2 separate regions of the Homo sapiens genome follow, and region 1 is linked to region 2. Evidence: chromatin loops called from intact Hi-C (ENCODE). Cell type or tissue: PC-9. All regions are shown on one strand. Links, peaks and the distances in the headings refer to the core of each region. The heading gives the core; the rest is flanking DNA.

Region 1 (6,278 bases), core at 1-2,500, 200 kb after region 2:
ACACCTGGGGCGCCCGCGCGGGAAGCGCCAGTGCGGGGGAGAGCCCCGGATACTCGACCCCCAAGCCAGTTTGGGGAGAAAGACGGCGGCGGGGAGGGGAAAGTTGAGCACACAGCTGCGATTCCCGTGAGTTGCGGCGACTTTGCATAGGTGACATCGCGCCGCGGTCCTGCCTTGGGCACGGTGGGACCCGCTTGCTGAGCGCGCTCTAGAGCGCGCGGCACATCGTCGAAATTTCTAACTCTGCAGGGAAAGCGCTATGTACTTCGGCTTTACAAATGGGGAAACTGAGGCTCAGAAACGCGCCCTACCAAAGCCACCGACCAGTAAGTGGCAACGCCAAATAATAAATAGGACTTTAAGCCCAGGGCTTTCTGCTGCAGAGAGCGTACCCTCACCCCTTCGATTCTGCCAGGCATCAGGACCAGGAGGGTCCCGCAGCCGCGGGCAGCCCTGCTGCGGGGAGGAGACCGAGGCCTTGCCCGCCAAGAAAAAGTCAAGATCCGCGGGCAAATGGGGCAGATGTGGAAGCCAGGACGCGCGGCGCGGTGGTTCCAGGACCGAGGACGCGCTGCGGGGAACGCCTGGGAGCTCCGCGCCGCTGCGCTCTTCTCCTGGACTCTAGGGCCGGCCTTTGGGTGCTCAGCGGGGCCCGCAAGCTCAGAGGGTCCCAAGGCGAGCCGCCGTCTCCAGTCCGCCCGGCCTGCCTGTCCTTCCGAATTCCAATGGACATTAGGGAATTGCCCTCCTCCCTCATCCTCCAAGACTGGGCGCTTCAGAATTTTCTCTCCCTCCCCCTCCCTCTCCCTTGTCACTTAAAAACTCACATTCTGTTCTCCAGGAACCGCTTTTGCAATTCAGTTTTCCTATCTGCAAAATGATAGGAATAAAGCCATTAGGTGAATGAATAGATACTAGTATCTCCATTTAACAGAAGAGGAATCAAAACCTTATAGGATTGTTGTGATATCACATTAGATTATTTGTAAACAGCTTTCAAAAGGCTGCAAAAGAACAAAAAAGAATGTTGTTGCCTGCTGAGCCCAGGGGAACACTGTAGGTGAATCAGGGTATTTCAGGCCCCTGGGCTGCTTTGAGACAGGTGCTCTTACCAAACACCATCAATTGTTGAGTGTGAACCCTGGAATAGAGTGAAGCTTACACTGAAGCCAGTATTTCCACATCCCATATGATCTGGTGCTTATGTTTTTCATTTCCTTACCTCCTTGCCATATACTTTACTGTTACTTGTTAAGATTAATAAATCCCTTAAGAGTTGATGTAGGGACTTAAGTTCCTTAAGGGCAGAAGTTTTTAAAAATGTTTTTAATACTTTAGTGCTTATTTATTTGAAGTAGTGGTTTTAAAAAATATACAACTGACACACGCTGATATATAAGGTATATAGTAAAGAATATAAGGAGTATAAAATGAAAAGCCAAATTCTCTCTTATTCCATTACTAACCTCCATGACCAGAAAGCAATCATTATTAATGGTGTCTTCTATATTCTTTCTGAATGGTGTGTGTGTGTGTGAGGTTAAGCATGTGGGCTCAAACCAACTGCAAGAGTCGGAATTCCAACTAGGAGTGTGGCCCACAAGCTGTGTCATCTTGGACCTGTTACTGAATCTTCTACTGACTTTTTTCTCTCTTCTCCATGATGAGAATAGTAATGGGAGTTACACATAAGGGTGTTGTGAATCAATATCCCTGCAGCTTGGGTGAGACACCATGTGGTGAGTGCTTGGTAAATATTAATTACTATTCCTGTTGATCTACTTCATCCTTTTTTGGTTGCAGAGTATCCAATGTGTGAGTTACCATAATTACTTACCAGTCTTCTATTGATGGACAGTTAATTTTTGATTTTTTGCTATTTAAATGATTCTGCCATAAATATCATCCTAGATAATTCTTATTGACACCTATCATACATAGGATGACACATGAATATCATTGTACATACATACTGATATATCTGTAGACTAAAAGCCTATAGATTTGGATTTTCTGAGTCAAAGGATGTATACAATTTTAAGAGAAAATTCTAGAATTATAAACTTTTTTTTTTTTTTTTAATGGAGATGGAATCTTGCTCTGTTGCCAGGCTGGAGTGCAGTGGCTTGATCTCGGCTTACTGCAACGTCTGCCTCCCGGGTTCAAGCAATTCTCCTGCCTCAGCCTCCCCAGTAGCTGGAACTACAGACGCACACCACCACTAATTTTTGTATTTTTAGTAGAGACGGGGTTTCACCATGTTGGCCGGGATGGTCTTGATCTCTTGACCTCGTGATCCACCCTCCTCGGCCTCCCAAAGTGCTGGGATTATAGGTGTGAGCCACTGCACCCGGCCCTGGAATTATAAACATTTAAAATGATTAAACAATCCCCAAATTACAGAAAGTTTCAAGTATAACACAAAGAACCCTACCTTCCCCTAGCCATTTGTGATGGAGTTTCTGACATGAGGGTTTAGTGTATTTTATACAAACAAGGACAACCTTCTATTAAACTGCAATCCAACCATCAACATCTGTACATGATATGTTGCTATCATCTAATCATCGGAGTCCTTTCAAATGTTGCCAGTTGTCTCCGTAATTTTTTGTTGCCAAACGATCCAGTTTAGAATCTCATGTTCTGTTTAGTTGTCATTTCTAAGTCTCCTTCAAATCAGATCAGTTCCTCTGTCTTTGACTTTCATGGCTTTGCTATTTAAATATTAAGCCACTTATTTTTTAGGCTGTCCCTAAATTTGGGTTGGTCTGCTGTTTCCCATGATTATACTCAGGTTTTGCATGGTTGGGAGAATCATCTTGCAGAAGTGAGGCCGGGTCCTCTCCCTGTGTCCTGTCAGCTGGTGCATGGCTGCAGTATGTCTCCTTACTGCTGCTGGGATCCCCAGACTAAGGTGCTGTCTTCCAGCCTTCTCCATGGGCAAGTTACTCCCTTCCCCCCTGTAATTAATATGTATTTTTGGAGGAGGGGTGTACACATTTAAAATTTCATAAGGCCAGGCGCGGTGGCTCACGCCTGTAATCCCAGCATTTTGGGCCAGGGCGGGCGGATCACTTGAGGTCAGGAGTTCGAGACCAGCCTGGCCAACATGGCGAAATCCTGTCTCTACTAAAAATACAAAAATTAGTTGGGTGTGGTGGTGCGCGCCAGTAGTCCCAGCTACTCCGGGGGCTGAGGCAGGAGAATCGCTTGAGCCAGGGAGGCAGAGGTTGCAGTGAGCCGAGATTGTGCCACTGCACTCCAGCCTGGGTGACAGAGCAAGACTCTGTCTCAAAAAAAAAAAACTAAATAAATAAAGAATAAAATTTAATAAACAATGTCAAATGGTAGCAGAGAATAGATTTTATCTTTGTATTCCTGCCTCCCCAGCTTCTTCTCAGGGCTCCCCAGTGTGCCCGTCGCTGGTACCCTCTACCTCCCTGACGTTTTACCCTGCCCTGAGACCTACCCTTCCTTGTTCACTTTCTAAAGGAGGAAACTGATGCCCAGAGAGTCAGATGGTGTTTACCCAAGATCACACAATGAGTCAGAGGCAGCCGATCTCTTCAGCCCTGAGCCTCACAAGCCACACTGTTAAAGTCTGGGTTGGTGGGTGGACACCAGAGGACAGCAGAGTCCCCTCCCTACTTCCTTGTCGTAATAGTGGCCGTCTGGAGACTCAGCCTTTGCTGGGACTTAGTGGCTGGCATGAGAGGGAGGAAAGGATGGTTCACTTGGCCATGCCAGCAGGAAGCTCACCACCAAAGATGGGCTTCAGAGAAGCACCCTTTAATTTCACTGCCTGGGCATACCCCAGTTCCAAGGATAACTGGTCAGGCAAGTCCCACTGAGGGGTGGCCTTGGGCTTAGCCTCCTCTCTGCACGTGGATAGGGAACCTTAGGGGAGAGAAGGTTTCTGGCTCACCAAGGAGCCTCACAGAGTCTGGACGTGCCTGCTTCCTTTGCAATGGCAGAGTCCAGGATTAGTGCTGAAAAGGCCTGCAGTTCCCATCCACTGACCCTCTCAGGTGCTCCAGCTCTCTGGCAGGCAGTAGTTAAAACCCGTCCCCCTCAGTCTCTCTGTCTAAACCCTCTGGGCCAATATGGCATTAGGCTAACAAGGGTTCTGGATTTTTGAGATAACCATCCAGGAAACAGAACACATGCAAAATATTGCCCCAAATCTTAGCCATATCCAGGAAACTACTTGTAAATTACAAGAAAATATGTTTTCATCAGACACTGAATCCTTTTTTTTTTCTTCCAATAAACCTGGAAAATGGAGGGGGGACCCCATTTTTGGAAGCATTCTGGCTTTGCCGTTGTTCAGCTGGGTGGGGGATCGTGGGTTATGCAAGAGTGCCCTAGGCCTTTAAAGAGCTGTCACCTGACTCTGCTCCTGCCAGTTCGTCAGCACACAGCCTCATGTGACTGCCCTCCAAGCAGCTGAACACACACGCAGCTCCCTGGGCTCACATTGGTCTACTTGCACAGCCCCACCCTGGCTGCCTCCGCTTGCTCTCTGGGCTCCAGCTCTTTTCTGAATGACCCTGCAACCCAACCTCCCTTCATCTGTCCAAGTCCTGCTCCCTGTTCGGATCACCACTCAACTGTCCTTCCCTCAGAAATCAGGTCCTGGCCAAGCAGCCCTGCCCACTGTCGGCTTCCCTGGGGTTCCTGCATGTTCTTGCAGATCAGGCCCATCATTTATCTCCCGTGCTCGTGTGATTATCGGGTTAGTGTCTGTTGCTCCCCTGCTCTGAGCTCTGGGAGGACAGGGACTGCGATGCTCACTCTGATGTCCTGCTGCCTTCCACGGTGCTTGGTGCATAGTAGGCTCTCAACAAATATGTGTTGAATAAATATTGTTCAATAACCATAATATCATATTTTGATGCTGGCCTTCATCTTAACTTTGACTGAAGGGCATTTTCCAAACAGAGCTAGCTCTGCCCTCCACCATCCAGGTGGCCTGAGCTCACAGCACTTCCCTGGAAGAGCAGGGTCTCTTGGGAAATGACTTGATGGGATGACAGAATGCGGAGCTGGGAGAGGGAGGGTTGAATTGTCCTCACAGGGATCTCTGCTGGCTTGTGGGCCAACATTCTCCTCTTGCTGTTGCCGTTCATTGGCTCTTACTATGTTTTCAGATGGTGGCCCCCAACTCAGCCTCTTTCTCTTTCTTGTGTTGGTCCAAGATCACCCTTTGTTTTCTCTCCTAGGATGCGTGTGCTACAGAGCAAGAAGTAATCCCCTTTTGCTCAAAGCTTAGCAGAATTCCATTTAGGATTCCTAAATTTCTACCCCACATGTGTGACTGCTTGAAAGTGTAGGACTCTCACACTTATGTTGGCAATGTGCTTTCCCTCATCTGCACACATAGAGAACTACATCTTGATGAGTGCTTGAAGGGAGCTGTAATGAACCAGAGAGGCCAGCCAAGAGGAGTGAAAAATCTGAACAATGAAGTTCTTGAATCTAAAACCATCAGAAATCTCAGCCTTCTGGGGGTTCTGGAAGCTTCAGCTCATGTTGGGGCATGGGCCAATGAGCAGTTCTCTTTACCTAAATTACCTTAATTAGGAGCTTTAACCATCAGGGATTCAGGAATTAGGCAGAAATGGTCCAAATTGAAGGGAATGAGTTCAGGCAATAAAATTTCCAGACCCACTTCTGGAAATCTTGGTCATGTGGTTATGAAGGAAGACAGCAGGAAGGGAACCAGTCCTCACTGAAGGCTACGGTATGCCCAGCAAGTGTGGTCTGGGAGCCTGGCATGCACATTAGCAATTGGGTTGGGCATCTGAACTCCCCAGTGTCAACTGGGTTGTGCAGATAAGGAAGCTGAGGCACTGGTGCAAGGTCACACAGTCAGAGAGGGGAGACCAGAGGCAAACCCAGGTCTAAGGGGCTCTGAGCCTGGATTTCCACAGCGCCTGGGGCAGGCAACAGCCACAGCAGGGGTGACTGGTTCATGGGGCCTGGCACAGCCAGAAGCAGGAAAGCTGTGAAGAGCAGATGTAGAAATTCAAAACCAGAGCCCCCCTCATGGGCCCATGCTGGGGAAAACAGTGGCAAGCAGCCCTGTTAGGCCCTGAGTGCATCGTGCCCTACAGCAGGTGGTGGGCATCCCTACATCAGGTGGTGGGCATCCCTACAGCAGGTGGTGGGCATCCCTACAGCAGGTGGTGGGCATCCCTACAGCAGGTGGTGGGCATCCCTATACCAGGTGGTGGGCATCCCTACAGCAGGTGTTGGGCATCACCCCATTCCCAAGT
Region 2 (6,958 bases), core at 2,032-4,531:
ATAACCCATTAATAAAACAGCCCTCTTCTTCTGAGACTTGATTTTGAATATTCTGATCTAGATAGGCAGATTCTAAAGCTACTCAACACCCCGAACCCTGTGACCACATCTCCCAGAGCAGGGTACTGGGACTGGTTTCCGTTCCCTTGGCATGTCCCTGAGGCAATGCTTGAAGACACCTGTAATTGCCACAAGACACATTTTCCTAACCCCCAGGCTGCCAGTCAATTGCTAGTTACCAGCTTCTGAAAACCATACAGGGAAGGGATTAAGAAGTGGGCTCTGGAATTAAGCCACCTCGTTCAGTTCCTGGCCCTGCCACTCACTAAGGGATATTGAGCAAGTTACTTAGCTTCTGTGCCTGGAGTCTTACCCAAAACATGCCGGTGATAATGACAGTGCCCGCTGTGAGGGTGAGGACCAAAGGCTCTAACACGGGGATCCCGCTGGGCACAGTCAGGGTGAGCTGCCCTGCTAGCCTGCTGCCTAGTGTCCTGGGAGTCCAGTAAAAGCAAACCAGCACCTGCCTTGCTGCCTCTGGAGTCCCCTCTTTTCCAGATAGAGTCCCCTTGGTAGGTGCCCTGACTCAAGGTGCCCAGGCCTCCTCCTCCTCCTCCATAGCAGGAAGGAAGCTGGGCACCAGACCAAGAACTGGGATGGGCCAGGCAGCAAGACTGTGGGCAGCCCAGGAAAGAGAACAAACCCACTGCCTGCCACAACAGCTGTGGGAAGGGGCTGCTGCAGAGGATGTAGGTGGCAGGGAGGGGACCATGCCAGGACACTCACAGAGTAAGAAGCAGCGAGCTGATGAGTCTTAGTCCCAGGAACAAATGAACATTACCAGCAATAAAATAATGGCTGGTTTCTGATTCTGCTAAGTAGTAGCATATTAAAGAAAACTGCCATCCTGACACCCTTCTAGATGAGAGGATGCTACATTCTGACTTGGGTTTCAGCCCAGCCAGTCCTGTGAGGTGGAAGTCTCAGAACCATCCCCAGCTCAAGAGCAAAGTCTATACTGTAAGTTGAATGCTAATACATCTTTCTTGGTGTTTTTAGATCCCAGAGCCCCAGGAATAAAATGCAGAGGATCCACAGTTGCCTCCCAGTTTTATTAGGATGGTGCAAAAGTAATTGCAGTTTTTCCATTAAAATTAACAGCGAAAAATGCAATACTTTTACGCCAACCTAAATAATACAGGTAACTTTAAAGTCCCCTTCTTGAAGCCCCCTTCTGAGGTAGTCCCCTCTCCCACCCCCAGTCTTTTTTTTTTTTTTCAACGTAGAGCAAGGTCAATTGTGAGGGTGGTGAATGGGTGACTGGAACCCACAAACTTGACGCATGGGAAGGCCGGGTCAGAAGTCAGGGTGTGGGTGTGGCTCTGAAAGGTGGCATTTTATAGAAACATGGAGATACACAAAATGTTCATCCCAGTACTCACAGCTCTAAAGATGGCTTGGCAGAGTAACGTTAAATCATACACCTCGAAGACAAAACTAAAACCCCGAGGGCACCTTGGAAAGGTCTGAGCAGGGGGGTGGGGGGTTTCCTCGGAAGAGGGTGCATCTGGGGCCAGGCACAGTGACCCACACCTGTAATCCCAGCACTTGGGGAGGCCGAGGAGGGTGGATCACCTGAGCCCAGGAGTTCGAGACCAGCCTGGCCAACATGACAAAACCCCATCTCTACTAAAAATACAAAAGTTAGCTGGGTGTGGTGGTGCACATCTGTAATCTCAGCTATTTGGGAGGCAGAGGCATGAGAATCACTTGAACACAGGAGGTGGAGGTTGCAGTAAGCTGAGATCATGCCACTGCATTCTACTAGCCTGGACAACAGAGTGAGACTCTGTCTCAAAAAAAAAAAAAAAAAGAAAAAAAAAAAAAAGGGGGTCCATCTGGACCATACCAGCATGGGGCCCAGGGTCTTAACTAAAGAGCTGAGAGGTCAGTGACCAGGGCTTGACTTCCTCCTTCTTTTGGTAAGGATGATCCAGGGACAGCCCCTTCTAACAAGTGCCTTGGAATTTATGGCCCCTTCCAAACTGCAGTTAATGGCCTGTAGACACACAGAACTGACCTCCCGACATCACTGGTTAAGCCCAGAATCTCTGCACTGAGAGGGTACTTTGGGTTTTGTCTGACTGCCTCAGAGGGCATCCTTAAAAGTTGCCAGGCCTGTGATATAACTTTGTCTTCCTCTGTGCCCTCTCAATGAAAATTACATGTCTGAAATCTAAAAATCCATTCTCAGAAGTATAGGAGACTCCTGAGAAAAGAACGAAAGGCCAGTAGCATGGTCTAATTTTGTTCTAGGAACATCAGAATCATAGCTAACCAGAAAATGCCAGAACAGTTAGCCAATTTGGGGCCACACCCAAACATGGTTTACTTTGTCTCCATGGTGTTAGTCTGTTGCAAGGTTCACTAGCTGCGCCTCCCACTGTGGTTTGGGGCTACAGAGACAAACCCTTACAGGGATGACAACACAAGGCTGAGGGCAGACGGGGAGGACACAGTGGCTCTCAGCCTCCCCATTAGTCAGATAACTAACATGAAGTCATTTTTCTAAATCAGAGCCCTAACATCTGTTTTTCATGAACGTGAATCACTAGCCATACTCATGACAGCAGAATAAATGTCAGTAAATTACTTCTACAAACCATGAGCTTACATTCATGTTATTGCTTTATTTGGATCACCTCTTTTTTTTTTTTTTTTTTTTTGAGATGGAGTCTCGCTCTGTTACCCATGCTGGAGTGCAGTGGCATGATCTTGGCTTACTGCAGCCTCCGCCTCCCAGGCTCAAGCAATTCTCCTGCCTTAGCCTCCTGAGTAGCTGGGATTACAGGTGTGCGCCACCACGCCCAGCTAGTTTTGTATTTTTAGTAGAGATGGGGTTTCACCATGTTGGCCAGGCTGGTCTCGAACTCCTGACCTCAAGTGAACCACCCGCCTCACCCTCCCAAAGTGCTGGGATTACAGGTGTAAGCCACCACACCTGGCCTATTTGGATCCCTTTGACTAATATCTAAAAACACATCTGTTATACGTGTGGCTCATGAAATGATCACTTGAAATTTACACAGCACCTTTCAGTTTACAACAGACTTTATCCACACACTGAGGCTCACAGAGGTTATAGCACTTGTCCACAGATGCACATTGGAAGAGCGAAGCTAGGTTTTCAACCCAGGTCTCCTCAGCCCTTAGCACATCATGATGGAATGCACCAGCGGCACGCCGCCTGACGCAGAGCTGCTTCCTTCCTCCCAGCCATCCAGGGGCCTCACTCAGAGCAGAAAGTCATCACGTGGACTCAACGAATGCCCTTAGCTGTCTTCCTGGTGGACCAGTGACCACACCTCCCACTCCAGGGGCACTGGCAAAGCAGGGCACACACCCAGGTCAATGCCAGGAGCCGGATCTCCCAGTAAGACTAGGGGCACTGGTAGGAGCATCAAGCAGGGGATCCAGACCCTGCCTGCTGTCTGCAAAGAAGGTGGTACCCCACGGCCAGCTGGTCCAGCTCAGGCACAAAGTATTCTTGGCCCTCAGGCCAGGGTCCTGACTGCCTCCGGTGGACAGAAGAGCAAGAGCGTCTGGAAAGCAACAGTGAGCTTGTCTCCAGCATCCACAACAGCTCCAGTGCCGGGCTTACATATGGCAGCATGCAGCCTTCCCACAGCTGCCCTGTGACCTGGGTACTGAACCTCTCCCACCACCTCCCTCAGCCCCCACCCCCAGGTTATGAATGGGCTCTCCCGATTAAAAGCATGTTCTCACTGCTTGGAACATGGTAGGTGCCTTATAAATGATGGGTGGGTAGATGGATAGATGGATGAATGGTTTTCCTAACAAAATGGAGGACTTTGATGAATTGTCATTAATTCTCATTGATCTTCAGTATTTTATACTTCTGTAGCAATTGGGAATAGAAACTCTTTTAAAAATGACATGTCTTTAGGATATTTTTTCATAACTACCTAGCACCCAGCAATTCATCACACTTATTTTTCATCTAATAGGTCTTTTATTGTTTTTGCTTTTTAAATCTCTTTAGATTTTCTAAGGAAGGTGATGGGTTTGATTATTGATTGAACTGAATTTGAATTGGAGGCAGAAAGCCTCAGTGGAGGAGTCTAACAGGCACCTCAGCACACACTACCGATTAGTTAAAGGTGATGATAAAATCAGGCAGCATGCACAGAACAGAAAGGAGCCTGAAGGAAGGAACCTTGAGACACTTACATGGGAAGGATAAGAGGTGTGTAAGAACAAGTCAAGACAGAGAAGGGGTAGTTAGAGAGTCAGAAAATAGAGACATCTCCTGGAAGCCACAGAGTGAAGAGAGCAAGGTCAGGAAAGACTTTAATTTGCAACTAGAAAAACACTGGTCATTACATTCTGCCATTAAAATTTGGCAATTAAACATTTTCTGTGATTTGTGCATGTGTAATAAATGGTAGACGGCAGCCTTGAAGGAAGGCGGGACCAAGGAAAAGGCTTTGCATGGGGGAGATTTATTCATGGTTTGTCGGTTTTTAAGGATGGAAGAGATGTGAGCCTGTCTGGAGGCTGAAAGGACAGTGAGAAAAGATGGAGTGGGTGGGGCAAGGCCTGAGGGGCTGCCGACCAAAGGCTGGGTGTGGGGAGCGGGGAGGGGAGCTGCAGGCACTGGCATCTTGTACTGACTCAGGATTTGATCCGATTGTGAGCTCCATGGGAATGAGGACACCAAAGTGGCCAGGAGAGGGCAGATAACTAGATGCAGAGCTTCCTGTGCAGGAAGAGTGGATGGCAGAGTTGAGGGAGGATAAGGAGCAGGAGGACCCAATATTGAAGGACCTGCCTCAGAGCTGTATGTGTCCCAGTCAAGGTGCACTGTACCTGAGCTCAGAGCCCTTCCATGGCGTTACATTACACCATTAAATGTTGTTTTGTGATACACTCTGAGGCATACTTAAAATAATTTCTAATGTATTTTACTCTGGAATTAAACTCATCTCAAAAAGTGTCTAGGAATAAGTCTATAGCAATCCTAAATGTATCCGCTTTCCCAGTGTGTTCCACAGAATTGATGCTTTTTAAGTCCATACCAGAGTGACCACAGTAACCTCCTCTATACACAGTAGCCAAGGAAATGGCCACAAACACCTCCAGTAAAGCATCTCTAAGAAAACCACTTCTGATTTTTGGGGTTTTTTTGTGTGGGGGGGGGAGGGTAGGGAGACAAGGTCTCACACTGTTGAGTGTCAGGTTGGAGTGCAATGGCACAATCTTGGCTCACTACATACAACCTTGGCTCACTGCAACCTTGTCTCAAGCTATCCTCCCAACTCAGCCTCCCAAGTAGCTAGGCCTGCAGGTGTGCACCACCACGCCTGGCTAATTTTTTTTTTTTTTTCAGAGACAGGGTTTCAGCATGTTGCCCAGGGTGATCTTGAACTCCTGGGCTCAAGCAATCCACTAACCTTGGCCTCCCAAAGTGTTGGAATTACAGGTCTGAGCCACCGCACCAGGCCCAATTTTGTTTTTCATGAAGACAATGCACTGCAAATATCTACCAATTACCTTCTAAAAACACGACAGCTAAAATCCATTATGTATTTCTCAGTCTTACAGGCACAAACTCTGAAAAGTCCTCCTAAGGCAGCTCTCCTGTGAAGAAAAAAAAAATCTATACATGCTCTCAGAATAGTTCATTTAAAATGTTCAGAATAGATGCTGACATGGGGAAATAAGCTTCATCCTCAACAACTGCATTCACCAGCTAACAGTATACCCCACTGAGAAGAAATAAATCAAATGCTTCAATATATACTTAGGAATAGAAAATGGCAATTTGTTTTTTTTGAGATAGTCTTGCTCTGTAGCCTAGGCTGGTGTGCAGTGGTGTGATCTCGGCTCACTGCAGCCTCCGCCTCCTGGGTTCAAGTGATTCTCCTGCTTCAGCCTCCCAAGTAGCTGGGACTACAGGTGTGTGCCACCACACCCAACTACTTTTTTTTTGTATTTTTAATAGAGATGGGGTTTCACCATGTTGGCCAGGCTGGTCTTGAATTCCTGGCCTCGAGAGATCTACCCGCCTCGGCCTCCCAAAGTGCTGGGATTACAGGTGTGAGCCACTATACTTGGCCAAAAAAAAAAAAAAAATGGCAATTTTAGTACAAAATAAAAGCAATGTATTTTTTCCAGAGATTCCCTCATTTATGTGGCTTTGCCTCAGTAATCCTGCCTATGAGTTTAACATTCTAGAAAAGAGAATATTCCTGACAGTCAGAGCCATGAAATAAATCTTTACGCTACTAGCTGAAAACTTCAGAATCCACCACGCTACAAATGTCATTGATAAATGTCATTCACAAAAAAAAGAAGTGTGGGGAGAATAGGACTCCATAATCTGAATTTAAACAGTACCCATAGCATACAGAGAAGTTTAAGGTACTCAAGATGTATTCGAAGGCTTAAAAGTAAAGCACTGCCACTAAGCAACTTGGCTTCCAGGCTCCCTGACTGAAGGGCAGACATGAACATCAGGAACGGTGAGCATCCTTCCAGCTGAAGGTACAGAAATCCTAAAACAGCATCCCCAAAATGATCTTTCCAAGAAAATGAATTTCCATAAAGGAAAATAAAGGCTAAAACACACTTCGGCATAACACTAAAAACATAGACCCACACTCTAATAGAAGGGTTTGCCCTTTTGCACTTTGGCCCTTGAGAGATAGCTCAAAGCAAAGTCATCAACTATTCGAGTACAAAAAATGTTCTCCATGTGTACAAATTGGATATCTTTAGAGAAGACTTGGACATAGAACATACAAGCCTCACCTTTGAAGAATGAAGATCTTAGATGAACTTCAGGGGGAGTGTGAGGAACGCCAGAGAGCAGCCATTTGGAGAGACATGCTTGGCACGAGAGTGGAAATTCTGGAATAACTGGAGATCAAATAGC

What was found. A loop is a pair of places that touch in the nucleus more often than their neighbours do. Peaks named below come from ENCODE experiments on the same cell type or tissue, not always from the same donor. Only the 100,000 strongest peaks of a DNase experiment are listed, where the experiment ranks them.
Region 1: it touches region 2 in a loop (4-fold over the local background); 3 of 110 quality-filtered maps call a loop at or near these places.

What each region holds. Positions count from the first base shown.
Region 1 is chr2:237,480,859-237,487,136 of GRCh38, reverse strand. It overlaps LOC105373957 (a long non-coding RNA gene), which reads left to right. Exons shown (of 2, transcript XR_001739962.2): 1 at 1-326; 2 at 416-1,437. It also overlaps a transcript of MLPH not described here. Among named protein-coding and RNA genes, the nearest start is that of MLPH, 3.3 kb to the left of the region's middle. RefSeq lists an enhancer at 51-1,019. In PC-9, for the core only: CTCF peaks have their summits at 819 and 1,090; a DNase peak (open chromatin) is centred at 1,116; H3K4me3 peaks cover 2,045 bases; H3K27ac peaks cover 1,882 bases.
Region 2 is chr2:237,683,372-237,690,329 of GRCh38, reverse strand. The region is part of intron 1 of LRRFIP1 (LRR binding FLII interacting protein 1); the gene reads right to left. LOC124906128 (a long non-coding RNA gene) reads left to right here. Exons shown (of 2, transcript XR_007088145.1): 1 at 1-1,020; 2 at 3,277-3,956. Among named protein-coding and RNA genes, the nearest start is that of LRRFIP1, 59 kb to the right of the region's middle. RefSeq lists enhancers at 2,971-3,470, 3,492-3,561, 3,471-3,972. In PC-9, for the core only: a CTCF peak has its summit at 3,443; a DNase peak (open chromatin) is centred at 2,439; H3K27ac peaks cover 1,105 bases.